Regions from separate parts of the Mus musculus genome. Here regions 2, 3, 4 and 5 are each linked to region 1. The links are chromatin loops, found by intact Hi-C in ENCODE. Cell type or tissue: gastrocnemius. All regions are shown on one strand. Links, peaks and the distances in the headings refer to the core of each region. The heading gives the core; the rest is flanking DNA.

Region 1 (5,905 bases), core at 301-5,300:
GTAGTCCAGCACTCTCCACAGTGTGCCAGGGTAAATGAAGATTAAGAGGCATGCTTCCCAAAGAGAAAGATCTCCAAGTATCCAAGGAGACTAACCCAATTTGTCTCCTCTGCCTGGTCCTAACCCCTCTACAAGAAAAATAGCCAGCAAACAGGGGCAAGAAACATTCACTGTTGCCCCAGGAGTCTGGCAGGCAGAGGCTGATGTGGTCACAGCTCCTCACCTAAGCTCCTGCATGCCAGGAGTAGGTAGGCAGAGCATTATCAGAAAAAAAAGAGGACAGAGCTCTCCTGCAGAACTGGAAATAGGTGCACACTTGTAACAGGCTTAGAAGAAGTTAACTGGAATAATTAGCATAAGAAGGACGGGAAGGAGGGGGGGGTGAGAAACGGGTGCCTGATGAGTGGTGGTACCGTGTGTCCAGATACATGCTGTCAAATATGTCACCTAATCGTATATGTCTTACCAGGCATCCAGCCCCTAACACCTTGACCAAGTCCACAGTCTTGTTCACTGGCACAGCCTTACTTCAGGAGCATTGGCCATGAGTTCAAGAGCAGTAGCCATGGGCTTAGAACATGGATCAGGAGTTGGCAGTGCACTTGCCATGCAAGCGTAAGGACCTGAGTTCAGATCCCAAGAACCCACGAAAAGCCAATCACAGCAAAGCATGGTCTGCAGTCCCATTACTCCTACATCAAGAGCAGGAGACAGAGACCGGAGAACCCCCTGAGCCAGAGGGCCAGTTAGCCTGGTGTAGGCAGTGGCAAACCAGAGACCCTGCCTGTATCAGCAAAGTGGGAGAAGACCAATGTCTGACCCAAGGTTGGCCTCTTGCCTCTAGCCTCACACTGAGGAACCACACTCGCAAATAGGCACACACACACACACACACACACACACACACACACGTATCACACCACACACAGAAAGATTAAGAATAATAGAATAGAATAGAAAATAAAGAGTGAACACTTCCTAAGAGGCTGTCAGAGCCAGGGTATGAGAGAGGGAAACCTACCCAAGTGAGGGAAATATTTAAAGGGGGGGGGTGCAATTGCAGGAGAGTCTGGGCTCTGTATGGGGGTGGTGTGCAGTTCAGTAAGGGGACCAGCCCACCTCTGGGTAGAAGGAGCTCAAGGATGATATGGGACCGGAGCCAGGGTGGACCTTACAGTGAGGATAGTGACGTGAGTCTAACAGCAGGAGGAATCACCATGCAGACATCACAGAGAGACATCGGTGCTCTTGCAAAGGCTGATGGGTACACGGGTGGTGGTGGCATTGAGGAAGCTGCCCAAGGACAACTCATGAATGAGGAGCGTGGTCCTGAGTGAGTCAGCCTTTCCACCTAACCCCAAACCTTTCCAGAATGCCACAGAGCACATAGCAAGCAACCCTGTTCTGCCCCACCACTCCCGACACATGGCCCTCCACCCTGTGTGTTTCCTGCCTTTCAAAGCTGCAGGCAGTCCATTACAGGGAGCAGAGAACCCTGCCTTCTTAGAGATCCCATAGCTCCCTGTGTCTCCAGCAGAGAAACCCTACCTGTGAAATCCTGAGCAAAAAAAAAAAAAGAAAAAATTCCATAATTGCTCTCACACCCTCTGCCTGCTTCCCTCCAGGTCTGCACCTGAGTCCCCTCAGGCCTTAGGCAAGGATGGCTGCTCACGATAGGTTAGGTGTCCTGGATTGCACACACACACACCCACACACACACACACCACACACACACACAGGCACATGCACACACATAGTGTTTTCTGGTGCACTAGCAACAGGTCATAGCTGAAAAATTCAGCTACTATTTAACAGAAAGCCATCTCTGTCCTATGAAGAGCTGATGCTACAGAACCAAGCTGATGCAAATGACTGGGGAAACCAGATCTGGGCTCAGTGCTCTACTCCACAGTCCCTGCCCAGTGGCTTAATCTGCAGATAAAGACACTGGGACTTAAAAAATTTGTCCCACCCCACACCCAGTTAATCATACAACCCAAAAGACTTGGCCCAGTCTTTCTGGCTTCTACCTCCTGTGACACCTGGTGACCCATCCCAATAATGAACATTTTTACTTATTGTTTAGAGGTGGAGGTGACCAAGTCCAATACAACAAACCAAAGTCCCTGAAGGAGTTAAGACCCTCCTGCTCCTCATGGCTAGTTACAGTACCTTTTAGCTACCTTCTCCTCTAGTTGGAACTCTCTGGGAAGAGGGACCCTGGGGTCCCAGAACAATTGATTCATGCCATTCTCTTGCTTTCTATGGATTATCAGACCCAGCCTAAGCTTGTCTTCTAGACCTTGATTAGGCAGGATGGCCCTCCAGACGCTCCCAGATCCTGTGTTGTGGCTGGAGACAGCTTCCCTACCAGATCTGATATTTTGTAAGATCTACAAGTACGGGGTAAAGCACTGCTCAAGCTCTGAACCTTAGTCACCCTGGCAGCTGCCCTTAAGGAAGGAGGCAGGGCTTTGAGAAGCGGCACTAAGCCAGTTGTGTTCTATGGGACTTCACAGCGCCATCTACTGGGAAGAGAGGGTAGGACGCTTGGACCTGTGCTGTGATTCTCAAAGGGGCACCTGGGAACTTTCTAAAAAGCCCCTGCCTGTGTCTTACTCCCAGGGGTGCTGATTAGTGCGGGCTTCTGGTTTTTTCATAGCTCCTCTCGTTATTATGCTGCCACGACTCTGAGGACGTGGAGAAAACTTGGAGACTTATCTGGACACATGCATGCAGGCAGACTTCAGCCCTTGATCCCAAATGCATTATTTTATGTGTTAAATGATTCTTTTTTATTCGATTCCGAGTTGCTCCATGTACCCCAGCAGATTACCTGTCCACAAGCCAGTCTGAGCTTATTCCTCTGAGAGTCCTAGATGTGGGTGCTCATGTTATTGGTTTGGGGATGGGTGGGGCTCAGCATTAGCCTACCTAGTTAAAAAAAAATGTATGCCCCTTTTGATACAGATTGTACCCATTAACTATCTTATGATGTTCAGAATTTCTGCTTGGCAGTATCCTGTGCTTTTAGTTAATTTGTTTTGAAGGAGAGTGAGAGAGAGAGGAAGAGAGAGAGATTATTTCTTAGTTAATGTACTGTGTATCTTGGACTGAAGTTTGTCGGTACACCATGTACAAAGCACACATCCAGATAAGTCCTTGCAAGAAAGTAGCTGAAGAGGTCTTTAGGAGATTAGATTAGATTAGAGCCACCAATCTAGTGGGGCTCTCTCAACTTAAAAGATGAAGAACTGAGGAGTCAAAGACATGAAAGGACTGTCTCCATCTCCCACAGGAATTGTTCAGAGTTGAGACCCTCACTCAAGCCTTTCCAGGCAATACAGTTATATAAGGGAATAATGGGGAGATGTTTTACTCCCAGTTCCCAGTGGTCATGGAAGCTGACCAACAAGGATAGCCACTAGTCATTCGCATGTGTTGTAGCTCTACCCACCCAGACTCAGAACGTTCACAGGAATTGTGAGGGGCACAGATACCCCTTACCCATGGGGTCTCTGAACTGTGTCCTGGGATTCCTGACTCGAAGCGTGATTTGTAGGCTACATCATTGCTGTCATTAGTACCGCTAAGAGAAGGTGCTGGCATGTATAGCATAAGATGCTATTCATCAAAAAGTACACCCTGAGGTTAGAGAGGTTACAGTGGAAGGGGGGACTGTGCCTCAAGTGGTAGTGAGAAGGTTAGCCTCTCCAGTTCCATTTAGCAGCACAGCCGTGGTCCTGTGTGGTGCCCTTACGCTGACTTCCCTTGGAGCTGCCAATGGAGATAAAAGAGTGCTTGAAAGGAATCGTCCATTTGAACAGCAGACGTGGAGGATCAGGCACACCCACTTTGTCGGATCCAAGCACAGTCCTGCCTCTGTCCTCAAAAGACCTGGCCATGAATCTCAGTTCTGAAACTAACGGTGTCATCCCAGGCATACTGCTATTCCCTACAAGCCCGTTTCCTTCTTCATCTGCCACTCAGGATAATATGCCCTGCCCCGTCCTCCCCGGGTGATTGTAATAGGCAAGAAACTGGCAGAGTACGTGTGAGTCACATGATGTAAGTGCCTGGGGTGGACTAATTCCTAAGAACCCCCAAGCTCTGCTCTCCTGAGGTCTGTCACTGTGCCGAACGGAGAATGGGAAAATGACCATGGAGTCACTGTGGTCCAGATGGGGAACCTTTTATAGGAATGAGCTCCCCAGGTGTGGGCAGAAGTGGAGTGGGGGAGGAGCAGAGCCCTGTAGCCGTGACCACACTAAGACCTCTAAGGAACCCTCCATTATTCATCTGGAGGAAAGGGCCCATTCTTCAATAGGGATCTGAAAACCAGGGGCAAGAGGAAGTTGACCTTCCCAGGATCAGATGGCAGAGCTTCTCAGAAGTCCCCAAGTCCTGAGCAAATAGCTCTCCTACTCCATGTGTGGCACCTGTAGTACCCGCATGGTGCATAAATGTATTCTTCAAAGCATCACCCTACCAAAGTGATTCTTTGGCCTCATGATCCCTGGAGGCTGAACTCCTAGCTGTGCTCCATGGCCCTCTTCCTCGGCAGTGAGTGAGCCAGGGTCCCATCCCAGACCCTTCTCAAGACCAAACTGGAATATGACGGGTAAGTCCCTCCCCATCCTCTACAGGAGTGTGAGGAACATAGAGCCTTTCCAAGGAGCAGGCACTGTGGACACGCCCTAGCTCCACATCACTTCTGTGTCTGTCCCTCCTAGAGCAAGACCTCAGGCAGGGCACTTTTTCTCAGTGGGCCTGTTTCTTCAACTGCTGCCCAAATGTGCACATGGGCCAGCATGAAAGGCCCTCTGGGAAATTTTGGGAGAGTCCTGGGAACATGCTGAGAAAGAGAGCCCAGAACGGCATGGGGAAGGCAAAGGGTCTTCATCCCTGGTCAGTAAGAAGTATAGATTTGGGCTCAAACTTAGACTGGAAATCCCTCTGCATCTGTGAGGGGGCAGAGGCACAGGGTGAGGTGGGGGTGCTGGCAAGTCCACCGAGTACCTGAAACCTTCATTTGCTCGTTTATAAATTGTAATTGTATAAACTGAAATCCCCCCCCCCTTGAAAACTAATTGGCAGGGAGCCTGAAAAGGTTCTGTTGCCCAGTGGGCACTAGACAGATGGCAGTTGGCAAAGCCTCAGGCGCCACCTGATTGGTCTTGTATCTCTGCAGGTAGGTGGGGCAGCCGTCATGGCCGTGGGTATCTGGACACTGGTGGAGAAGAGCGGTTACCTCAGCATCTTGGCCTCCAGCACGTTCGCTGCCTCTGCCTACATCCTCATTTTCGTTGGTGGTCTTGTCATGACAACTGGCTTCCTGGGCTTTGGGGCCATCATCCGGGAGCAGAAGAGCTGCCTCTCCACAGTGAGTGTCCCCCCCACCCCGTCCCTATGTGGAAGCTGTCTTTCCACAGTGAGTATCCTTCCCTAGAGAGTGAGTGTAGGCCTGTGCTATGTGGGGGCAGAGAAGCATCTCACATGTCCCCCCAGGTTGGACACTGAGGATACTAAGTAGCCAGAGCAGGGTGGCTTCTGGGGGTCTGTGGTGGCTCTGCTGTCCAGGTATGTCGGACCTGAGCCAGGAGGTCAGCCTTAGCAAATACCATAGCAACTTCTAGGGTCTTTTTTCCTTCTCCTTCTCCTTCTCCTTCTCCTTCTCCTTCTCCTTCTCCTTCTCCTTCTCCTTCTCCTTCTCCTTCTCCTTCTCCTTCTCCTTCTCCTTCTCCTCCTTCTCCATCTCCATCTCCATCTCTTTATCCTTATCCTTATCCTTTTCCTTCTCCTCCTCTCTTTCTTCTTCTTCTTCTTCTTCTTCTTCTTCTTCTTCTTCTTCTTCTTCTTCTTCTTCTTCTTCTTCTTCTTCTTCTCCTTCCTCCTCCTCCTCCTC
Region 2 (5,905 bases), core at 429-5,428, 240 kb before region 1:
ATCTATGTATGTATGAAATAATCAAAAAGTTAATAAAATATTTATTTTAAAAGAGTTATAATTAAAATGCATATATATTCTCTTTCATATCCAAGTGTATAATTTTGAAGTGTGTTTTATTCCTTTATGTTTACTCGTGTTATCTGGTTCTCCCATGGTCACCTGAAGGACTCCCTTTAGTGCTGCTCAGAAGGAAATACCTACCAGAGTGAAACTCTTTCAGTTTCTATTGATCTGGAAATATCTTAGTTTACCCTCAGTTTGGAAGTATCGTTTTGGAGGTAGAGAATTTTTAGCTGACTTCCTGTTCTCTGTCAGCACTGTGGCTATGCCATCCCACTGCCTCTGGCTCCTATTGGTTCTGATATGAAATTAGCTTAGTCTCGTTGATGATGCCTTGTGTGAGGTATCTCTTTTCTCTTGGTGCTTTCAAAGCACTTTGTCTTTCATGGTTGATTTACATGTCCAGCTATAGGCTTCTTTTAGTATATCCTGCCTACATAGTGTGAGCCTCTTGGATGATTAACTAAGTTGATGGGTTTCATAAGTTTGAAAAGGTTTCTGCCATTACTTCTTCATATGCCTTCTCTGCTTCTAAACTTCCATTATCAAGTTGGCATTCTTGATAGTTCTGTTAATTTCTCTTCATCTCATTTGTGTGTGTGTGTGTGTGTGTGTGTGTGTGTGTGTGTGTGTGTGTGTGTGTGTGTTTGTGTGTTCCTTAGTTTGGAGAACCCCAATTGGCCTGTCTTCAAAATCACCAGTTCTTTCTTCTGCCTGATCTAATACAGACTGTAGGTACATTTTTATGATCATTATAGTACTTTATGGCCCCAGAAGTCCATGTCATTCCTTGTTAGGATCTCTCTGTCTTGGTTGATTTCCTTTACTTGGAAAGATCTGACTCACCCTTTCTTCTACTTCTTCAGGTATGGCTTCCCTCAGGTCATTTGGGCATATTTGAAATGGCTTACATTTAGAGTGGCAAGATAGCTTAGTGGGTAAAAGCACCTGCCATAAAAGCCTAATGACCTTAGCTCAAGCCCAGAAACCCACAGTGGAAGGAGAGACCTGGCTCCTGAAAGTTATCTTCTGACTTTCATATATGTGTGTGGCAATTGTGCACTCTAACTACACACACATACACAAGCACACACATGTGCGCACCCACCCACACACACACCACTGATAATAATAATGCATAAATATTGTTTAAAAATAGCTTAGATTTCAAGTCTCAAACCATCCCTGCATGCAAATAAAGTCTCTCCTTCCTTCCCTCACAAGTGTCTATAGTACAGTAGGAATTTGCTCTCCTTGTCAGCTCCTCCCTGGAGTCTCTCCTCCCTTCTGCTTTGAACAAGCAAAGATAGCATTTAGACATTTGATACTCTGCCCTCGAACTGAGCTCGCAGAAGCCCTTGGTGAGATGAGTTCCCCAAGAAAGTATTCAGTCCCTGGGGTAGGAGAAGGGATGCAGGTGGCCTCAGATCTCCATGTTTATTGGAGACCATGCCAAACTCTGCTGGGAGAGGACAAGTGTGGGAAGGTTGAAAATCAGGTCTGAAGTTTGAAAAATAAAAGGTAGTTTTTTGCAAAACAATGAAAGTAGAGTCTACAAGCAGGTGGCTGCTGGTTGGGATCAAACCCCCTATTTGGCTTCCAGGTTTTCCTCTGCCCCTGGGAGTACGATACCTCTCCTCTCTTCATGCTCAGCCAGGATCCAAAGCATTTGACTCTTAATCAATTAAGCTTTCCCTCCTTAGGATGGATGTGAGGATGCAAGAGCTGTCTGAATCTCCAGCACCCCTACCTTGCTACCTCTGTTGGTGTTTCTATTAGAGGACATATTCATTACCAGTAACAGCCACACCGGAGGACCTTCCACATGATCCATTTGGGCCAATTTAATCAAAATGTCCTACTTAGGAGAACATTGCTGAGAATGTTGGGATTTGGGGAAACCATATGGTGTTTGGCAGAGGACCTGAAATCAATGTGGAAACTGGAGAGTACAGGTGAGGTGGGGCCATTTATCATCCTGGCTGAATCAAGTCCAATAACCGACCCTTGTTCCTAGCTGGGACTTCATCAAGGCTATGGCTCAGATCCAAAAGGGTTATGTGCAGGCACTTGTCATGGTACCAGAAAGCTCCTCTCCTTACAAATGAGGACCCCGAGGACCAGTGAGACCGGTGTCATCATGATGAATTATGGCTGGGTCCATATGACCTATAAAAACTACAACTCATAAAAACTCTGCACTACTAAGCAAAAATACCTGAAGACTACAGACGGGGCAATAGGATTGTTCCTTTTAATACGGAATCAAGAATTGAAATACATCGGTATGAGATTCAGGATGCTATGGGCTTCATCATGGATTTTGGAAATGTGGCTATGGAAATACGATTCATTAAGCAGGTACACTAGGCCAAGGACAATGTTGGGGGTCTCAAGGACAATTCATGGGCTCTCCTAGCCCCTCTGTAATGATGCTAGTCAAATGGCTTGCTGCTGTGGGATGCTCATTCACACACTGACCACAGGACTCTAGAGAATGACAGACATGGAACTGAGGTCCCAAGGACAGGTCTATCCAGCTTTACAGTCTCAGTTTGGTCTACATGAGCTTTTGAGAGCAAAGCATCCTTTCTTTAGAATAAGTCCCAATCCCATGGGAGCTGCTGGGCTGGAGGCCCGGGTCCTACAGGCTGGGAATTCGGTGTGGGCAGACTCCGCTGGTTCAAATGAGGTACTCCTTCTGGCTTTAAAATGACATGCTGGGGAGCATTCCAGCTGCTGCGGTGCGATTGCCTTTCAGACAGTGTGATGCCCATCAGAGCGCTCCAGCTCATTCCCCACAGCCGCCCCAGCTGCTGGTAGCAATCCATTACCCCTGGGCAGCCCAACGGCTCAATTGACTTGGGCTCAATGCCCCGTGCATAGCAGATGCTCCCCTGCCCAGCTCGCCTTTGTCCTCCTAGTATGAAACCAGTTCTTCCTACCCAGCTGTGCTCATCCTGAAAGCTTTCTCTAGCTCGCAAAGGCCTGCTCAGAATAAGGCCCTAGGTACAAATTATGTGGGCTCTCTTACTCACTGTGGGCAAGGAGGAAAGGCAAGTGAAGAGTGAGGGAGAAAGTCTATCAACTGAATGGCTGCAAGCAAGTTGTAGCTATTACATTACAAGTGACCAGAGCTTTGGCAGGATAGAGAGTGGGGGAAGCACACTTGTAGATACCCAAGAGAAGTGTGAGGGGGTCACAGGTAAAATCGCCTCCCATTACTTCTTGAAGAATCAATTAAATCATGTTTCTTCAAACTCTGAACTTTTGCCTAAGCATGCTGTTTCTTTCTGCAGTACTTTGAAGCTGTGCAGGTCTGGTATCATAAATTGCAAGGTGTCCCCAGCAGAGTTCCAGTCTCCTTCAGTGCTGTATTTACCAGGGAGTAGTACAAAATAGATTCTGGGTGGGTGGACAGGCCAGAAAATACTTTAGACAGCCTCCTCCAAAATGACCCACCTTTATACACATGGTTTAGAGAACACTTTCACCCTGGGGGGATGAGAAAGTTCTAGAAATGGAGAATAGGAATAGCTCCATGTGATATTATAAATGTACTTAAAGGTATTGAATTATACATTTTAAGATGGTTTAAACTGTAAATTTTGCGCCCATTTTCATCACAATTTAAGAAAGACCATTTTTAGAAACATTTGTCTATACATGAAGAAAGGATTGATTTTTCTCCCATCTGTAAGTAAAGCCCAAGGGTACTTATAGTTGGTCTTGGGGTACATGACGAACTCAGGGAGTGCAGAGGAAAATGAGCACTTTCTGCCTTAGGAACTCTAAGACACACAAAGGAAATAAATCCCTAGACCCCACAAGGAACACACCCTGCACAGACCACTATAGCACCCACAGTCTTTCCACCCCTCAGACCTTTTCCAATACCTGGACTCTCCACACCTCCCTGGACCCTGCAGAGGAAGGCCCTTGGAGCTCTAGGCATACATGTTACCCATGCACAAGCTTCTGATTGTGATTTGCCGCCTCCATTTTAGGGTAAATCCCCCAACAGGAGTATCTATGGGGCCCCGTACCTTGTATGCCAACAGGAGGGTCTATGGGCCCCAGAGTATACAAGAGAGTGAGTGTATTGAGTAACAGTTCAAGAGCCAACTGAAGGGAGTCTTGTTGCTCTGGAAGTCCACGGCACCATCCACAGCAGAAACGCATCCAGAAGCACCCAGGAATGCTTGTGTTTTAAAGAGACTTGCACTGAAACCATCGCTGGCAAAGAAAGGCTGGAGACGGGGGAGGGAAGCGCATACTCCAGGGGCACAGGCAGGCTTTGGCATTAAGCTTGCTCTGAGCAGCTCCAGCGGTTGAGTTAGAGCCAGGAAGCAGAGCATACGGCTGATATATCTCCCGAGGGAATGGACCTCACAGAGCACTGATCACCAATGGAGTAAGCACTCCGAGTTCCCTGCTCCTGGGAACAGGAGCAATGGAAAGGATGAATCCCAAGGCTCACAGTCCTGTTCCACCCATCCTGACACCCAATGGAGGGAAAGGCTGCACCCACTTCCCTATCACCCTGGTTCTCTCCTTCCATCCTCTGTCCCCTCCTTCCTGTGGGTCCAATGTCGCAGAGGGAAGCACCTGGCCTGAGTGTCCCCCCAGAGAGCTCTACAGCTTTCCTGGTGTGGGCAGGGGTGCTGAATCCCCGCCAGGGCCCTTGCCAGCCTCTCTATTGTAGCAAGTGGAATTACCAGCTTCACACCATGGGTCTATTTAAGTCAGCCTTTCACATCTGATGGATTTAAAAATATGCTAGAAATTGACGTCTTGCATGCAGACACACACACACACACACACACACACACACACACACACACACACAAACAAGCAGGGGAGGCCGCTCTCCTTCCTCTTTGTCCTCCCATCTGAAACCCTTCCCTTCCCCACCTTGTAACAACCCAAAGCAGTTTCCATTCAAGAGATCTTTGACCCTGCTTCTGCCCATCCCTCTCCTCTCAGGCACAGAAAAATCTATAACCTGGGGATGGCCTCTGTTCAGCTCCATGAGAACCATAGAGAGAAAGCTAAGGTCTGACTGGTAGCCATTACCCAACAGGGGCCACTGGAGTCTCTCATTACTGTTATATTCAAGTGAAGACCCAGATGACCTGCCCTCACGGGTTTCCTTCAGGTCATGGGGACTGTGACCATGTCCTGATCAGGAAGAGGGATTTACCCAGGCTGCTATATCAATGAGCAGCAGCTGGCTCTGGTCCACAGCCCTTGCAGTCCTCAGCCTTCCAGAGTCTTCACTTGGTGTTCTAGCAAAGAGGTTTCACCACCACCACACCCCTCCCTGCCCAGGACACTCACAGAGAGCCTCAGCCCTACTGTTTCTTGTAAGGCATCTATTGGAGTACCGTAGACCACAGCAGTGCTGTTATCACTTTGTTGCCTCAGCTGGGAACTCGTCTAGGGCTGCGATTCACTTTCCTCAGCCTAACCCAGTTTTCTCTTGCTGTAGGTTAAACCATATCCACTCTGAGTCTGGGTATCGTCTACTCGAGGCTTGATAAGTAACTCCATTTCAAATGATTTCTGTCTGTGATGACCACCAGTGACCCAGCTAGCGCATCTGACATTGAAATCAGGAATGTGCCATTATCTGGTCATAGCACTACTGCCCCCCCACCCCAGCCAGCCTTCACCGTGCTGTCCCACAGCACAGCTACTACATCCAGCCCAGGCTGTGATCCTTAGCTCTGCTTCTCCTTAACCTTGGTGTGCATGTGCTCAACTCGTCTGGGAATTTAACTAGCTTAGTTTTATGCTACTTCTGATAGCTTTACTTAATTAAAAATATCAGTCCTTGTCA
Region 3 (5,905 bases), core at 292-5,291, 300 kb before region 1:
AACAGGATCCCCCAAGAACTAGAGTAATAGGCTGTTGTGAAGCATCTGGTATTGGTGCAGTGCTCTTAAATGCCGAGTCATCTCTATAACCTATGGCAAGGATTTTAACACAAGCTTTAAAGACAGAGCTGCTAATCCTATAATTCTTCAATTCATCGGAATCTATGTTCTTCACTATGGTTTGTTAGCATCTGAGTTGATATCCAGACTGTAAAGTGCGGTCTTACAAGTTTTCAGTGTTAGCCTCTTGAGTCTAAGAGGCTAATATATTATTATATTATGGGTAATATAATTTGGGAATTTATAATTTAACAGAGACTGAGCCCCCAGTGAAACCCACATAGATCAGGACAACTTAAAAAAGATCCATGTAAATGGATAAATGAAGGCACAGGGTGTCCTAGGAGTTCAGACAGGGTGCTATCGAGGTTGGAAAGGTGGGTGAGTCCTCTTAGAGACCACTTCGAAGTCTCAGTGTGTGTGTGTGTGTGTGTGTGTGTGTGTGTGTGTGTGTGTGTGTGTGTGTGTTGTGTGCTAAGAGCAGATTTGCAGTCATGGGGACAACGATGCCCAGGCTCTGCAGACACCACAGGCCACCTCTTCCCTTGGACTGCAGAGTGTGGTGCACCTGGCTAAACTGCTGCATGACACACGCACAAGTCTTTTTGTAGTATCCTGGCCCTTGCTGCACTCCCAGCCACTGTGGAGCTCCCACACCTACACACAGCCCAGCTCTGCAGCTCCTGCTATGCCCAGCCAGAGCCTCTGACAGACTCTGATGGGAGCTTTTAGCAAGTAAGCCTTTGCGTCCTCTCCCGGTGCCTCTGAGCTCTTCCAAACCCAGCCCCTTCATCCTTAAAAGCAAACACTTCCTCCTCTCTACCGTGCATCTCCTGATCCCAGTTACAGCAATAAATAATTCCATGTGTTTTTTAGGGCATTGTGGTTCTGGGTGCTCTGGGCATTCACTTTTTCCTCAGTCCACCAGGACAGTGCTGGAAAGAGTGTTGGGGCAGGAGCTACCTGGGAGGACATCACAGCACTTGCTCAAGGTCACACTGAGGAGACAAGCCTGTTCTGGAATAAGAGTCCTCTGACTCTTGAGCAGCTTAGTGATACTTTACTGAAAATGGCACCTTCATGTTCCCATCCCTGGGACTTTCTGTGTTCTGACCTAGGAGGATAATGGTGTCATTAGGCCTGCAGAATCTCCCAGGAGGCCTGAGTCCACAGAGAAGTCTGGATGGGTCCAACATCACTGGTACCCATCAAGGGCTTCTTCATGGCCGGGTCAGCTTTTGCAAATGAGGGCTAGCATTGAACACTAATCGGAGGCTATGTCTGCTTTCATTTCATTTCTCTTATAATGGTTTGTAATATAAGTTCATTCCAGACAAGCGGGCTGTCATGTGAGCATGGAAAAGCATCAAGAGTATTAATTCAATCAAGTAAAACTTAGAACAAAATTAATATAACACACTTAATGGTATCGTAGAATTAATGTTCAGCAGGGCTGTTAAGCATAGATGGTAAACAGCTTATACGAATGACTCTAATTAGAATCAGAGCAGAGCCAAATCAGTTTTTAAGTTGCTCTCGTCCTGTTTTATTAGTTCTCCGGTATTTATGTAGTTGCATTTTGCTGCCCAAAATTTTAGTTGATGTCATTTTCTATCCAGCATCTGGGCTGTTTCAAGAGTGTAAAGGTAATTTAGGGCCGAAGAGACCCCACCTTACTTCCTTTGAACTACGTCTACTCCTGACCTTGGGGTGTCCTTCTCACTTTGCCTCCACGGCTTCCTTTCTGTCCCGATGGGTTAGCTGAGAGGAACAAGCTCACATACCTGTCATTTACAAGAAGAGATGTCTTACTCTTTGTCCAGAGGAACCTTTCCATTCCCTGGATGCTGAGCAGATTCATAGACAGCCCTGAATTGTGAAATCTGGAAAGACCGGCATCTTCGCTGAGCACAACCCGAAACCACTGTGCCATTGCTTCAAGTTTCTGGCTTTGGGGAGAGCAGTGAGCTGGAATTCAGAGTCTGAGATGCTGTCTGGGACCATGGCTCTCAAGCCAGTGTTTTTGTCTGGGTCCAGCGCTTGGTTTCTCAAGAGCTGGAAAAATGCCAGTCAAAATGGTTTATCCGTGTTGCTTACTTAGTGTTTACATGTGGTGAAGCCCACTCCCTGAAGAAGAAGATAGGACAGTGACTGGGCCATGGAAAAGCCTGGAACAATAATGGAAGCCTGGCCTTAGATGGGAGTCCAAAGTGAACATGGGACGAGGGTGAAAGGGTGGAGGGCTCAGGGGAGTAGTTACATTCTTATCCTTTACGTTTGTCCAGGTATCTTCCCAGTACTTCTTAGAGCTGAAGATGAGGCTGCTTCCTCTGTTAGTAGCATGACCATCCATGAAGGTCACAGTGTGAAGGTCACAGTGGGCCTGCCAGCTTGGAGTTTAGTGTTGCAAGTGACATTGTGTGTGTGTGTGTGTGTGCACTACACCTTCAAAATGGTTCTTGAGAGCCACAATGCCAAGCTGGAGTTCTTTCTACAAGAGAGGGGAAAGAATAGGAAGTGAGGGCCAGAGGGGAGGTTCTCCATGCATGGCCAGAGAAAAGTTGTGAAAATGTTGCTACCATGGCCTGGAAGGTAGCTCTGTTGGGGAAGAGCTTGCCTTAAAAACACCAGGACCTGAGTAGTTCCATTCTCAGAAACCACATAAGAAAGAGAGGGAGAGGAAGAGGGAAAAGGAGAGAGAGAGGGAGAGGGAGAGAGGAAGAGGGAGAGGAACGGAGGGAGGGAGGAGAAACATCCAGGTATAGTGGCATGTGCTTATCCCCCTACTCACTTCATGCCCTATGGGCTCTCATGCTGCGGAGAGGTTGCTGAGAGATGGAGCAGGAATAGGTCACCTCAGTGTCATCCCCAGCCATTAACCAGCACCACCAGCCTCCTGCTGTGCATCTCTGGCCCTGTGCCCGGGATGGCATGAGACCCCTTCCTTTGCATAGACCTTCATCCTCAGGAAATCTTTGGGAACAGTGTGGACTTAAGCTCACAATTGCACTAGCGCCCTCTGGTGGTACAGTGTCAGGCTTGGTGTAGAAAAGTAGAGAAGGCCCCCAAACTGGAATGGGATTCACTGAGGTGCTGAGCAGGAAGGATCCCTACCGGGTGCAGTTTCAGACTGTCTACCTGCAGAGGTATCAGCGTAGGGATTGAAAGTGCAGGAGACCAGGGCTCAGAGTAAAGCAGAGTCAAGGAAGAAATGTGGGGTGTATCTGTATTGGGAAGTGCCCTGGTGGTCTGGCACTGATCTGGAAGACAGCAGGCTCACGATGCCTTTTAGCAACCACAGTCTATGTAGCTGGCCTCTGTGAACAGCAGCCTTGCCTGGTTAGTCAGCCTTGAAGGACTGAGCCTTGGCTGGCCTGACTTACACAGTCCCTCAACTGTTCATGGCCCCAGGGTCTCAGCTCCAGGAACTATGGCTGTGGGATAAGTGGATCTTGGGGAAACCCTGTCAGCTTCTTCATTTGTCCCTCCAGGAAAATTGCTGCTTACGATGAAGAAATCCAGCATCTCTATGAGGAGATGGAGCAGCAGATCAAAAGTGAGAGGGAGCAGTTCCTCCTGAAAGTGAGTGTTTCACTCCTATGCCGCGTGCTAGGGGACGGCTAACTGGTAGACCTGCCTACTCTGAGTACCTTTCCCTAGTAAGAAGGATCCTAGCTCCTTCTTGTGACCTTTTCTTTTTCTGCTTTAATGTTCAGGCATTTACCACCTCCAAGCAAAGTATGTAGAATACATATTTACTTTTATTCCATATTGTCTGTTTCTTCCTCCTAGCATGTAAGTTTATTTGCTTACTAATTCTGCCTCGGTTACCTGAGCATGTCTGGGCTATAGGAGATGCCCCGTGGGTGTTTGCTCAATCAATGTGTGAGTGAGCATGTGAATGCATGGAGGTGTGCATGGATGGACTGACAGGAGGGAATGGAGGAAAAAGGGGAGAAAAGGAGGGAGGGAGCCAGGAAGGAGAGAGGGTAAATGGATGGATGGGACTGATGGATGGAATGGATGGATAGATGACTGGATGGATGGGTGGATAGATGGAATGGATGGATGGATGGATGGATGGATGGATAGATGGATAGATAGCTGAAGAAAGATAAATGTATGGATTTTGTTGGATGGATTGGAGAGAAGGAGAAGAAAGGAGAGGGAGGGGGAGAGAGAGAGAGAGAAAAGAAGAAGAAGAAGAAGAAGAAGAAGAAGAAGAAGAAGAAGAAGAAGAAGAAGAAGAAGAAGAAGAAGAAGGAGAAGAAGAAGAAGAAGAAGAAGAAGAAGAAGAAGAAGAAGAAGAAGAAGAAGAAGAAGAAGAAGAAGAAGAAAATGGGAAGAAGAAAAAGGGAAAGAAGCAAGCAAGGAAGGAAGGAAATGTGTGATGGATGAGTTACAGAGCATACCTCTGCAGCTAAAGCAACCTAGACATTGGCCGTCACTCAGCTGACATCACTCAGCTGACATCACTCAGCTGACATCTGTACCTACCTAGCAGTTCCATCAAAACCTACCAGCCCATCTTATTCCCTAAATAGCAGCCCCAAAGGAGGCAGTGATTAGAGATGAGGCTTCTTACCCTTTCCTCTTAAAAACTGGAAAACACAATCACCAAGGGAACCCAGTGCCCACCATCCTCAGCACCATGAGAGAAGATGTGAAGCTTGCATCCTCTGTTCCTGGTGTGCCCCTATTCTTTGTGTACCCCTGAACCTAGTGTATGCCTGTCGCTGGTATATCCCTGTTCCCAGTGTACCTCTGCTCTGTTGCAGCCATGTCCCTGGTATACTCCTGCTTCTAGAGCACCCTGGTTCCTAGTGCATCCCTGTTCCCAACACACCCCTGATCTCAGCATGTTTCTATTCCCAGAGCACCCTTTCCTAGTATACCCTGGGTGTGTTCCTATACTGTGCCCCTGTTCCCAATGTATCCCTGTTCTGGTGCACCCCCATTCATAGTGAACCCCAGTAACCAGACCTCTGAGCCTTTGTCTTTCCAGCCCTTGTTGTTGTTTTAGGAGGTGGGGACTGGCGAGGAGCCTCTCCTTTACCAAACCCAAGCTGAGCAAGATGTGTTTTGGTATATCCCACTTTTAAAAAGGATTCGGGAAACTGTTCTCCCTTCTACTGTCTGCCCTACTCTGTGAGCTTTTAGCAGGAGGTTGCTGGTCTTGGCTGCTGCCTCTCGATGCTAAGCCCAGGCTATTGTCTCAGGCTCTTCCCCTTGATCCAGATTTCAATTTTCGGCTGCTTTGGATTATCCGCATCGCTGCTCCACTTAACGTCACAGACACCATTCATGCTGCAGGGAAATCTGAATGCCTTCCAGAAATATCTGGCCGGAGCCCTCCCTGGAGGCTTGCCAACTATTCCAGACCACCCCCATTGTCCTTCAGTGCCTTAAACCATTCTGGCGCTCTCAGTGTTCAGGGAAACTGGATGTGTATGTGGCAAATGGAAGCCACACACACACCCATCAGCGGGTGTAAATTAGCTTCCAGCAACAGCAGTTCTACAACCTACTATAGAAAAGTCACCTCCCTCAAACCTGTGACAGACTGCAGAGGAGACAAGCTCAGGGCGCATGTTGTCCCCTCCGCCCAGGTCATGCCTGTAACTAAGGTATGCTTCCAACAACAAACGATGGGTACAGGCATGGGGTCTGGGAGTGAGCAGAGGTTGTGTGAAAAGGAATTAAGGGCCAGTTAGCATCATTTCAGATGGCTTGGCTCTGCGTCTATGTCTCCTCATGCCCTCTCCTTTCTCAGTTCTACATATCCAGCTCAGAGAGCTCAGTGCTCACACTAGAGCTTCCGCTGTGAACATGAAGACTCCAAGGA
Region 4 (5,905 bases), core at 599-5,598, 360 kb before region 1:
TTTGCCAGCATCCTTAAAACATCCCTCTGTAACGTTTATTTTGATTTTACTTTTAGAGTTTCATACAGGGGGACTATATTTACATCATTCCCACCCCACTCTCTTCCTCCCCCAACTCTTTTCATGTCCCCCAAGCCCCCTCCCAATGCTATGACCTCCTCTTCTTTGATGTTGTATACATGCACACACCCATACACACCAATGTGCATATAAATATGACCTGCTGCGTTCAGTTATTGTTGCTTACATGTTTGTGTGTTTAGGGCTGACCACTTGGTGTTGGATAACCTAACAGGTGGATAACTTTGTCCTTGAAGAAGTCTCATTTTCTTTATCTCCACAGCCATTCATTGCCTTGGGGCCTTGTGAGATTTCCCACTTCCGTGTTGGGATCAATTGATGTCATTGTGCAGTCTTGTTTGGGTGACTATAGTGTTAGTGTTAAGATTTCATAGGTGCAGATCCCTGTCAAATATAGAAGACACTATCTTGCAGCAGACACTCTGGTCTTCTGGATCTTACAATGCCCCCCCCCCTTCCCTCTGTGATGTTTCCCGAGCCTTAGGTCTAGGGTTAGAACTTCTATGACACAAGAATCCTTAGCCATGCACTGACAAGAGGTTCAATAACTTGCCAAGGCTGTAGCTGCCAAGATAGAGCTCACATCTGTGGGCTTCAGTCTGGGCTCTTGACTGCTAATACCTTGACCAATTAACTGATTAATAGCTCATGAAGCAGTGAGAGGCAAATGACTGCCATCCCATGAGGTGGTTGTAGGCATGGAAGCCAGCTGGAGCCTGAGAAGGAAGAGGCAGTAGTTATGAGAATGACCATGGCCATGACCTTAGGTGCCTCTGACTTGGTGTCTCTGGTCTCCGTTTTCTCCTCTGTAGAACGGAGATGAAGTGGCTTTGCATCAAGATGAGTCCTGCCGTCCCTCCTTGTCTTGGGCGGTGGTGATGAAAATGCCTCTTTTCTTAGTTTAGCTGATTGAGAAAGGTGAGCGATCCATCTGACACATCCTAGAGACCCAGATTTGCTACCTAGCTGGCTGGGTCTCAAGCTTATGTGTCATCTTGTTCCATTCCAACTCTGGGGGCTGACACAAGCAAGCCTTCTCCAGGACTGAGAAGGGAAAACCAGGGCACAGAGGAGGAGACGCTGAGGGAAGGAATGAGAGGATATTGGCCCCTTCTGAGGCTCCTGCGGTGGGGTGGGATGGTGAACTAGCCACTGGCCGGCTGCAAGCAGAAAGGATACATTGTAGTAATTGGTACCAATGAGTGTGGGTGTCTCTTTGTGATCTGGGTTTAGAGTGTGTTTCTATGTGTGTAGGGTGTGTGTGTATGGGGGCGATGGCTAATAGATAAACTTGCCAGAGGAGGACAGACCTTCTGCTGAGGGGCAGTGTTTGGGGAAAGGTCCCTAAACTGATATTTCATGGAGCCTGGATGGGTAGGTTTCCAACGGGAAAAGAAGAAAGAGGGGAATTCTGGGTAAAGATAGAGGTCTTAGCAGCCAGAAAAGGCACCTGGTATTTGCAACAGGTAGCAGCTTTGGTGCAGAGCTGTATGTTTGAGGGTCGAGTGGCGAAACTGGAAGATGAGCTTACAGCTTGGTAGGGAGCAGTGGACTCGGCTGAAGGGCTATCTTCAAGCATGGAAGTTTTTGAAGATTTATTGAATACTTTGTTTAAAGGCACGTGTTGCATGGACTTTAATTGAGCACGCATTCCTGCCCACCCTAGAATACATAAGATCAGACAAGCATCAAGAACAAAATCCCCTTGGTTTCTAAGTGCAAAGAGAGCAGCTGAAGCCGGTTTTTCAGGGTGAATGAGTTCTCTCTAGCAGGTCCACAAAGCCCAGACTGGTGCCTGGCTTTTAGTGCAAAGAGAGGCTCTGGAGACAGACTCCCTTGGCTCATTGAGCAAGGGTCCTCTAAGGCAAAGACCAGCAAAGAGGGGGCACAGGAAGTCTTGGGCTCCAGTCAGCGACGGCCCCGCCCTCGCCACCCAGACTGCAGGCTTTAGTAGTCAGTCACAAGTTGCTTCGCTAAGCTGGGACACCACGGTATGGTGTAGATCCTGGAGCGCGCGCAGTGGGGCGCTGCTGGGGCTGGACCAGCCATGCAGCCGGAGGCGGGGACAGCGGACCAGATCCGGCTGGCCGGCGAATTCCTGACAGCTGCGAGTCAGAAGGCAGGGGGACAACTCGGACAGCCGCACTGGACGCCCCTGCAGGTAATCGGAGGAAGGTCTTGGGAGGCTTCGCCCCAAACCCTCTGCTGGGCAGCAGAGAACGCACTTCCTGCAGACCAGCAAAACACAAGGAGAGGCTGGCCTGGACTGCATGCACCCTGGGACAAGCATCCCAGCCTTGGCTTCCCCAGGCCTGGTTAGGCCCTCTGCCCTGCACCCTAAAAGGGACTATAAAAGCTTAGGAGCACCAGGGTTTAGAAAGAGCCCCCATCCCCTCGGACCCTTCAGTCACACCCAGACTGTTTTACAGAGGAAACTAAGACTTTATTGGTGAAGTGACTAGAAATTCACACTGCTGGACAGCAGGGGGAGCTGCTGGGAGCCGCTGGCACGTGGGCCCAGCACAGGGGTAAGAATTGCTACCTCACAGGGAAATAAACTCAGAGAGACAGTTAAAAAAAAAAAAAAAAAAAAAAAAAAAGACCAAAAACTTCCCAGAGCAGAGGGAGAGATGAGGTGGAGGGATCCTGGGGTGTAGCTTCCTCCTGATCCCCATTTGTCCTGTGATCTGGCTGTATGACTCAATGACCTTGTGCTGTATCTGTCCCAGATGTGGTGTGTGTGTGTGTGTGTGTGTGTGTGTGTGTGTGTGTGTGCGCGTGTGTATTGTGTGTAAGCACATACGTGTGTACCACATAATTGTGTACCAGAGCACAGTGATGTCTACCCTTGATTTCAGGAAAGTCTCACAATCCACACGTCTTCCCACTAACCACACAACCCCTAAAGGGAACCTGCCCAGTTTGCCTCTGTGGAGGAAACCAGGGATCCCTACTGTATTAGCCTTTGACTTCAGAAGGCAGAAAGTGTCAATGAGTGGCTGTCTACAAAGGTGACAGGCCAAGAGGTAGAACCTGATTGGCACATCGCATAAGGTGGTGAGTCCCTTATTTCTGGAAGAAGCTGGTACATAAGAAGTAGTGTTATCAGTGATGCAGGCAAAGGGGTGTGCAGCCAGGACAGTGTGTCCACACAAAGTCAGAGTTCAGTTTGAGGGGTCAGGTTCATGGCCCTCTTTAGGAGGAATGAATATGCATGTCCTTATGGATAATAGTCGTCTATGAAAGCTACCCTACAATGTTTTGTCTGGGGATGCTAAAAAAAAAAAAAAAGAAATTAAAAAATAAAGAGGTGTGACCCAGAGGTCCCTTGGCTTTTCTGAAATATTACACTGCGATGCTCGGGGGGTCTGGAGGAGGTGGTGCTGTTCCTTCTGGAAGGAGCGGGGCAGGCATGACAAGCCAGATGTGGCCTTCAGATCTTGAGGAAGAAGCTAAGTGTGGATGCTCTTGGAGGGACACCTCTTGAAGTTGTGCTGAAGAACCAGGGGATGTAATGGCAGGCTCGATGCATTAAGGGGCAGTGCCTGGGGCAGAGGGCAAGAGGGCCTTGAATGTTTGACCAGGGAGTCTGAGCATTAGGGTCAGTCCTGGGGTACCATGATGGCTTCTGTTGGAACGGGGCTCAGAAGCCTACAACATCTGTGACAGAGGTGGAAGCCACCCATGCTCGAGGCTGCAAGAGACCTGGGAAGGTGACTGTGTACGCTTGAGCAGGGCTGGGTGGAATGCAGAGTGAGGGGTGGCACCAGAGATGCTGTACAAAGAGCTTGGTAGGTGGGTGGGTGACAGTTGTAGTTGCGGATTCTAGAGCCACGTTTAATAATTACAACAGTAATTCCTCTGTGATCATTATTGACCCCATACTGTAGAGGAAGAACCTAGAGTCAGAAAGGTTAGGTGGCTTTTCCAAGTTCACACAGCAATTATGTGGGGGACAGGGATCTAAGACCTCCAGTGACTATATAAGTCAGTAACCAAGTGTCAGGACTTAAGAGGAGGAGGGAAGAGCTTGTGAGATGGCCCCACAGGCGAAGGCGTGTGATGTCTGTTGTGTCTGGTGACCTGAACTCCATTCTGGAAGCCACATGGTGGAAGGAGAGAACTCACTACTGAAATTTGTCCTCTGTCCATGCACATGCTGTGGAATGCTTAAATGGAGAGAGAGGGAGGAGGGAGAGGGAGGGAGAGGGAGAAGGGGGAGAGGGAGAGGGAGGGGGGGAGAGAGAGAGAGAAAGAGAGAAAGAGAAATCTGGCTTCCGTGCTTGGTCTCTAGAGAGCCTGGGTCCAGAATCAGGTATGTGGGCGCTGAGAGCTGAGAGACTTGTTATTTGTCACCTCAGCCCGTGGAAAGCCCAGCTTTGGGACAGGAACTTTGTGGGCCCTTGTGACACTTGCTTAGCTTGCTCTTTGGAGGGGGCTTGAGCTTACAGGCTGCTGGGACACTGGCCAGGTGGCTGGGAGAAGCTTGGCAGGGGTGAGGGTGCCAGGTAGCCTCCAGTGACCCTGCACTAGTCTCTGGGTTCCCAAGCACCCCTTGCTTTCCTCCCACACAGAGTGACTGCAATGCACAGGGGTTCCTTGAGGGAGAATCACTTCTATTTATCATAGTTTCCCAGATCCCGGTCCCTCCAATGTCTCCCCATAAAAGGCTAAATGTATAGTTGCAGAATATCACGAGTCGCTGCGGGAGGAGCAGAACAGCCACAGGGCTACAACATCGGGTGTTGGGAGGACAGATAGGGAAAGGATAAATTTAGAAAATCACAGTCTTTGGTCAGTTGTCAGTGACTGACAGAAGTGGGTCTAGACCCTGAGGTTTCCAACACCCAGCGTTTGCCTTCTCCTCCTCCACACGAAGACTACTGTGCTAGAGAGCAGCCTGTAGACATGCCCCTCACAGCCCTGGGGTAGTATGCAAATAGCTTCCAGCACCAGGCAGACCACTTCCAGCCAGCGATCTCTTTTCTTCAGTTTACAAACATCACATACACACACACACACACCCCACACACATACCACACGCCCCTGCCACATCATATACTTACATATACCACAAAATACATACACACACTACATACACACACATACCACAACATACATACACCTCACAAACACATGTCACAAACACACCACACACCCCCACCTCACACACATACCTCCACTAAACCATACACATACATACACCACAAAAACACATACCACATACATACACCATACACACCACATACACACACACCACATACATACACACCATATACATACATACCACATACATATCTATTCTCCACAAGCTCATACCATATACACATACCACATACATATACACATACACACATCATATATGTACATACACCCCACAAACACATGTCACATACATATACACATACATACATCATATATGTACATACACCCCACAAACACATGTCACATACATATACACATCCCCACCATACCATACACATACATATACCATACAAACACATACCACATACACACACACCATATATACCACATACATACATACATACATACATACAAACATACATACATACATACATACATACATACATACATACACACATCAGCATACATTGTCCTTCCAGTGTTCACATCACTTCTTTGATCTCTCCAAGTCTTGTTTTTTTCTAAGAGTAATTTGACAAGGCACAGTTTACTGAGAAAGCTAGAACCGCGGCCCATTGGACTGTCAGAATCAGGAGGCCTCAGGTAAAGGCAAGGTTTGTGCATGGACTTATGGAGCCCCACAGTACAGACAGAGATGGGGCCCAAAAGAAGTGACTGT
Region 5 (5,905 bases), core at 380-5,379, 380 kb before region 1:
ATCTTAAATTAGTAATCTAATTCTCTGTCTTGCAAGACTACAAAAGAAAGCAAATTAAAATTGAAGTACTCAGAAAGAAAGGGCAAGAATGAGATCAAAACTTACATCAAATGCACGGAAAACAGACAGGGAAGAGAGAAGACCCAATAGAAAGAAGAAAGGCTTTTCTAATAAGCTCCAGCGGAGAAGCCTCCATTGAGCTAGCTTGGCAGGCAGTGAGGCACAAACCACCAAGGTCAAGGATAAGAGCTAAAAAAAAAAAAAAAAAATGAAGAGTTGCCCTAAAAACATGAATGCACCGGGCAGTGGTGGCACACACCTTTAATCCCAGCACTTGGGAGGCAGAGACAAGCAGATTTCTGAGTTCGAGGCCAGCCTGGTCTACAGAGTGAGTTCCAGGACAGCCAGGGCTACACAGAGAAACCCTGTCTCAAAAAAAAAAAAAAAAAAAACCAACAACCAACCAACCAAACAAACAAACAAAACATAAATGCACAAAGTCCACCGAGATGGTTAGTTTTGTCAACTTGACACATCTGGGAAGAAGAAACCCCAGTTAAAAAAATCACCTCCATCAGACTGTCCCATGGGCATGTCTGTGGGCATTTGCTTGATTGCCAGTTGCCACTGTGGGTGGTACCACCTCTGGGCATGTGCGCTTGGGCAAGGTGCATGATGACGCCAGAGGAAGTACTCGAGTAAGCAGGGTTTCTCCATAGTCTCTGCTTCAGCTCCTGCATTCAATGTACTGGGCCCTTCCATATCAAAGGTTAATTAAGAAAAATGCCTGTCTTAGTTAGGGTTTCTATTGCTGTGAAGAGGCACCATGACCACAGTAACTCTTACAAAGGAAAACATTTATTTGTAGCTAGCTTATAGTTCAGAAGTTTGGCCCATTGTCATCATGACGTGGCACGACATGTTGCCATGTCAAGTATGGTGGCACATAGGCTAATGTGGTGCTGGGGAAGAAGCCAAGAGTTCTACATCTTGACTGGCAGGCAGCAGGAAGAAAGAATGACTTGAGCTTCGGAAGCCTCAGTCTGCCCGAAGTGACATTCTCAGTCCAACAAGGCCACACCTACTTTGACAAGGCCACACCTCCTAACAGTGCTACTCCCTATGAGTGTTCTGAGGACTATTAGCACAGGGAACTGCAGTTCCCTAAAGGCAATCTGATGGAGGCATTTTCTCAACTGAGGTCTCTCATCCCAGCTAACTCTAGCTTGTGTAAACCTGACCAAAAAAGCCCACCCTGGAGACTCCCTGACACCGTTTATGAACCCAGCATTACCCAGACGCCAAAGCCTAAGTTATCACTAGAAAGCTATCCATCAGTGGCATTTCCTAATATAGATGCAAGTGTTCTTGACAAACTACTAGTAAGTTAAATCTAGCAATCTAGACAAAAATTAATATGAGGGGTGGGCAGGGAGATGGATCAGCGGATGGAGTAGCTGCCCACCAAGCATGAAAACCTGAATTCAGACCCCAGCAGCCATGTATGAGCTGGGGGTGGGGTGGGTGGGTGAGCATCTGTAACTCGGTGGGCGTTTGGGGTAGAAACGGGCGGATCCTCAAGCTCACTGGTGGGATGGAGCTCCAGGGAAGTTTGGGAGCCCACGGGAACGTGCTATCTGCTTGTGGCTGTGAAAACGGGGCAGACACACTTATTAAAACTCAGTAACATGTGCTCTTAAAGCGGAGAGTGGAAAAAGAATGGAATAGCTCCAGCAACTAAGAGTCATGGACACCCGTAACAGTATGGGCAAACCACACAAAACACTGAGGGAAAGGTACAGGAGCATCAGCCATGCCATTCCATTTGTGTCAAGTCCTGAAACAGAGAGAGCCACCTATGGCTGCAGAATGAGAGGCAGACTGCATCTGGCTGTGGCTGGAGTTGCTGACTGTGGAGGGGCCTCGGGTCACTCCTGGGGTGAAGGATCTGTTTTGATTGAGTGTGAGTTGCACAACTGTTTATGTTTCCCAAGATCCTCTGGACCACGTAAAGATGTATGGGTTTCATTGTGTACAAATTATACTTCGATAATTTTCTCTTTAAAGTAGCAAGTGGTTTTTTTTTCTCTGCATGGTTTCTTTACAGTGTTTGTTTATAGAGATTGGCAAAACCTTCCCTTCTCTCAAGTTTTAGAAATACAGGGTTCAGAGCCGGGTATAGAGGCTCCCTCCAGGGCTGAGGAGGCTGAAGCAGGAGGATGACAACTTTGAGGTTAGCCTGGGTTATATGGTGAGGCTCCAACTCAAAACAAAACAAAGCAGAACAAAACAAAACAAAAAACAACTCCTCCAAAGCAAAACAACAACAACGAAACCAAACAAAGGATGAGGAAGAGAAAGTGGGTGGTGGAGGGATGGGGTGGGGGTAGAGGCAGTATTCAGGCAATCTTGTAACTTAGCTGAGATCATATAGTTGGGAAAAATTCAGTCTCTTTACCTCTATTCTAGTCTTCCACATCTGCAAAACACTATATAGTGTTATAGTGTTCTTTTTTTAAAAAATTGAACTCAGGGCCTTTGGAAGAGCAGTCAGTGCTCTTAACCACTGAGCCATCTCTCCGGTTGCTGTATAGTGTTTTTAACTGAGCCACAAAGCACAGCATAGCAGGACCTTCTTATAAATAAGGAAACAGAATATTGACCTCCATAGCCAAACCAAACCTACCTGTACCTGAGTCCGTAGTACTCAAACAAAAACAAGAAGATAAAAATATCCTTACAGTGATCTCTGCAGGCATAGGCTCAACGTGTAAATTGCAGTCACTGCCCCACAATTTTCTCCACCCTTTGTTAAATTGTAAAAGAAAGCCACTCTGGAGCAGAGAGCAATTCTGGTGGGCAATTCGCAGCTAACCAGCAGAGCTGCTGATGGCTTCTGTGCGGTGCCTGGGCCTATTAGGTTCAATCAGACAAGAAGCTGCCTTGTCACGGACCTGCATCAGCCCCTGCTCCCATCCCTACTGCAGTGTGCAAGCCCTCAGCCAGGCCAATTCTGCCTCCCTCACAGATGTTCCTGCAAGCCAGGTAATAGAAGCGATTGGCTTCTCGGCACAGAGTAGCACCTGGCCACTAATGGACTACAACTGATATGGAAGAAGCGGAGCTTCCGCGAAGTCTGCCCACGTGAAGTAGAAAACCCAGGGGCTCTGCTGTCAGAGCAACCATATTTATATTAATAAATTCACCTTCCGGGTCATTCAGTACTTTTGTTGCTGTTCTGGGTTTTCCCACTGGGCACGTGAGAAACACGTGTGAACCATATTCTGGATAACGTTACCACGGATGGGCTTAACAATTGCTGTAGGTAAGCTCTTGCTTTGCCTGCTTTTCAATTTCCGAATAGGTCCCGTCTTGAGTCTTCTGACCTCTAGATGGCGCTCTTCACATTCCATCTGAGGTTTCTGTCTCCACAAGTGCTCAGAAGAGGATGGGGATGGATGGCACAGATGCTAAAGGCTACATTCTCCAAGGAGGGTTCTCACCAAGAGAACAGTCTTTCCCTTCCTCGCCCTCCTTCCCTCTCTCCTCTCCTCCCTCCCCTCTCCCTCTCCCTCTCCCTCTCCCTCTCCCTCTCTCTCTCTCTTTTTCCTCCTCCTTCCCCCTTTTCTTCCTTCCCTCCCTCTTTTGTCCCATCAATGTTACTAAGTACCATCGCGCGCCCCGCATGGAAACTGCAAGGGCAAGGACGATAAAAATCCTGATTTCAGTTTCACCTAACAGCGGAGTTCACTGTGTAATGAGGTGAGCGCGAGGCAGTTTTAAAGCTCTATGATGAAGCAGACAGGAGACCCTGGAATGTTATGTTCCGTCAAAGTGAGAAGCAGCCATGTACACTATGGTAAAGGGCAAGACTTTCTGAGTCGTGTTTACGGCAGGGAGGAGACATGGTCAGAACTCAGGGATGGAAACATTCTAGCCTACGAGGGGGGTGGGGGAGAGCTGCAAAATTAGAACCCCACTCCACTGGCATGGCCTTCTCTCTGTCCCAAGCCTTTCTTCTTTCTCAGTATAATAAATACCACCACGATCCATCCAATCAGTCACCCAAGCCCCTCCCCACTGAACACCCTCTTCATTCCCGAGTCACCCCCATTGGATCATTAGGTCTGTGTTAACCTGACTCTGGCTGCTTTTCCTGATCCCTTCTACCATCACCCTGCGCAAAGCCCCTTGGTTTCTCTGCTCTTTGTTCTAACTTCCCTCACCCCATGCCCCCATTCCCAGCTGCTCTTGGGCCTCAGCAGGACGAGTCCTCTGTAGCCATTCTCCTTATGTTCCCGGTGTTCCTCATTCTTTCTCCTGTTACAGCTCGTTTGCCTTCTAGAACGTACCATCATTGACTCTCACCTTGTTGCTTTTTCATCAGCTAGCGCTGCCGTTCAAACACAAGCACCATGAAGGGAAGGACATCTCACTGCAGTGCCCTCATGGGCTAAAAGAGACCCAGTGTATGGGAACACGGTTTGTGTAGTGACCACGGCAATAGTTCAGATAAGTAATGGCAAGGGTTTGGACTAAACAGTTGGTAATGGCTTTGAGAAGCAGAAACATCAGTATATCATAGAAGCCTCGGTCGGCAGACTTGGTGGCTGAAGGAGTCCAGAGTGAGGAAAAGAAGTGAAAGAATCATTTTCTAATGGTGTCACTGGTATGATGCACTTCAATGAGAGGTTAGAAGCAACCAGGCTGGATGGGGCCAACAACAAGGACTGCATCTACGGAGCAGAGTAGGGTTCTAAAAGCATCGAACAGGCTGACTTAGATTACAGATGTTTCCATTTGCCATCGTGTTCCTGTGATTTTAGCATGCGGTTAAATATATCATTGGGGGGAGTGTCTTACTCTTTGTAAGATTATTACTTCTTTTAATTTTTGAGATTATAATTACATATTTCCCCTTCCCCTTCTCCCTGAAAACCCTCCCATAGAATCTCTTCCTCTCTTTTATTTTTACATAGTAAGTGTGTGTGTGTGTTCCTAAGTCCGCAAACACAGCCTACATAGTCTGAACGGTGTTACTTGTGTGTCCATGCTTTCAGGCTCACTGCTTGTGGTGAGATAACCGGTTGGCATGCTCTTCCCTGAGGAAAACTGTTTCTCCTGTTCGTAGCATTCCTTAGACTCTAGCGGTTTTTCTCCGAGTACGGCTGAGACCTCATGAGCTTTCTCCCATCCATGTGTCTATAAGTATCATCCCTGTTAAACTCAAGGTTTGGCAGCCATGCTGGCGACACCTTACGGATAAGGCTTCTGATATTCCTAGGAGGCCCAATCTCATAGCAGACTTTCTGTTTCTCTGGTTCCTACGATCTTTCTGCTCCTTCTTCCAAAATGTTCCCCAGGTCCAGGACTTGTGTCGTCATTATGTCATTGGGGACTCGGCTCCACAACTCTGCATTTTGACTGGTTGTGGTTTTCTGTCTTGGTCTATGTCTCCAAGAGAAATTTCCTTGATGAGGGGGAGGGGCTAGACTCTGCAGAAGGATGTGTGGGACCTGACTGGGTGGGGAGGTTCAGGAGAGGGCAGGGCAGGCTGGGTCCTGGCAGACACCTAAAGGTTGGTTTTGGAGCAGCCTGGGGTAGCCAAAGTAAGCTGAGACAGTGGGTATGGGACCCAGTTAGATCTGGGAAGGGGTGGGGAAGAACTTGTGGAAGGGAGAATTGGGTAGACTCAAAAATATATCACTTTTGACTCTATTCCTCCATTTCTACTTCAAACTCTTTGTATTTGTCTCTGGAAATATTTTCTTCTTTATATAATCAAAGAAATTCAGAAAGGTTGTATTATAATTGAACTTATCAAGCTTCTATATAAAATATTTTTTTTTCAGTTTTCTAATATTAAATCATTTTGTCTCCAGAACGTTTAGAGTTTTACCCCCAA

Evidence for each region. A loop is a pair of places that touch in the nucleus more often than their neighbours do. Peaks named below come from ENCODE experiments on the same cell type or tissue, not always from the same donor. Only the 100,000 strongest peaks of a DNase experiment are listed, where the experiment ranks them.
Region 2: it touches region 1 in a loop (2.4-fold over the local background); 3 of 42 quality-filtered maps call a loop at or near these places.
Region 3: it touches region 1 in a loop (6-fold over the local background); 15 of 42 quality-filtered maps call a loop at or near these places.
Region 4: a loop joins it to region 1, with 2.1 times the contacts of the local background. A loop is called at or near these places in 3 of 42 quality-filtered maps.
Region 5: it touches region 1 in a loop (4-fold over the local background); 14 of 42 quality-filtered maps call a loop at or near these places.

The regions. Positions count from the first base shown.
Region 1 is chr6:127,918,361-127,924,265 of GRCm38, forward strand. Tspan11 (tetraspanin 11) reads left to right here. Exons shown (of 8, transcript NM_026743.3): 3 at 5,192-5,383. Among named protein-coding and RNA genes, the nearest start is that of Gm38903, 7.3 kb to the right of the region's middle. In gastrocnemius, for the core only: a CTCF peak has its summit at 2,542 (motif pointing left); DNase peaks (open chromatin) are centred at 2,519 and 5,162; H3K27ac peaks cover 397 bases.
Region 2 is chr6:127,674,182-127,680,086 of GRCm38, forward strand. It overlaps Cracr2a (calcium release activated channel regulator 2A), which reads left to right. Exons shown (of 19, transcript NM_001368877.1): 19 at 1-53. Among named protein-coding and RNA genes, the nearest start is that of Gm38900, 49 kb to the right of the region's middle. In gastrocnemius, for the core only: no CTCF peak of the experiment used is centred there; DNase peaks (open chromatin) are centred at 2,835 and 4,360.
Region 3 is chr6:127,622,284-127,628,188 of GRCm38, forward strand. Cracr2a (calcium release activated channel regulator 2A) reads left to right here. Exons shown (of 19, transcript NM_001368877.1): 7 at 3,552-3,642. Among named protein-coding and RNA genes, the nearest start is that of Cracr2a, 64 kb to the left of the region's middle. In gastrocnemius, for the core only: a CTCF peak has its summit at 3,093 (motif pointing left); a DNase peak (open chromatin) is centred at 3,028.
Region 4 is chr6:127,559,180-127,565,084 of GRCm38, forward strand. Cracr2a (calcium release activated channel regulator 2A) reads left to right here and starts at 2,157. Exons shown (of 19, transcript NM_001368877.1): 1 at 2,157-2,242. In gastrocnemius, for the core only: CTCF peaks have their summits at 2,098 and 2,557 (motif pointing right); DNase peaks (open chromatin) are centred at 2,142 and 2,561; H3K4me3 peaks cover 836 bases; H3K27ac peaks cover 434 bases.
Region 5 is chr6:127,538,771-127,544,675 of GRCm38, forward strand. No RefSeq gene overlaps it. Among named protein-coding and RNA genes, the nearest start is that of Cracr2a, 20 kb to the right of the region's middle. In gastrocnemius, for the core only: a CTCF peak has its summit at 3,385 (motif pointing right); a DNase peak (open chromatin) is centred at 3,390.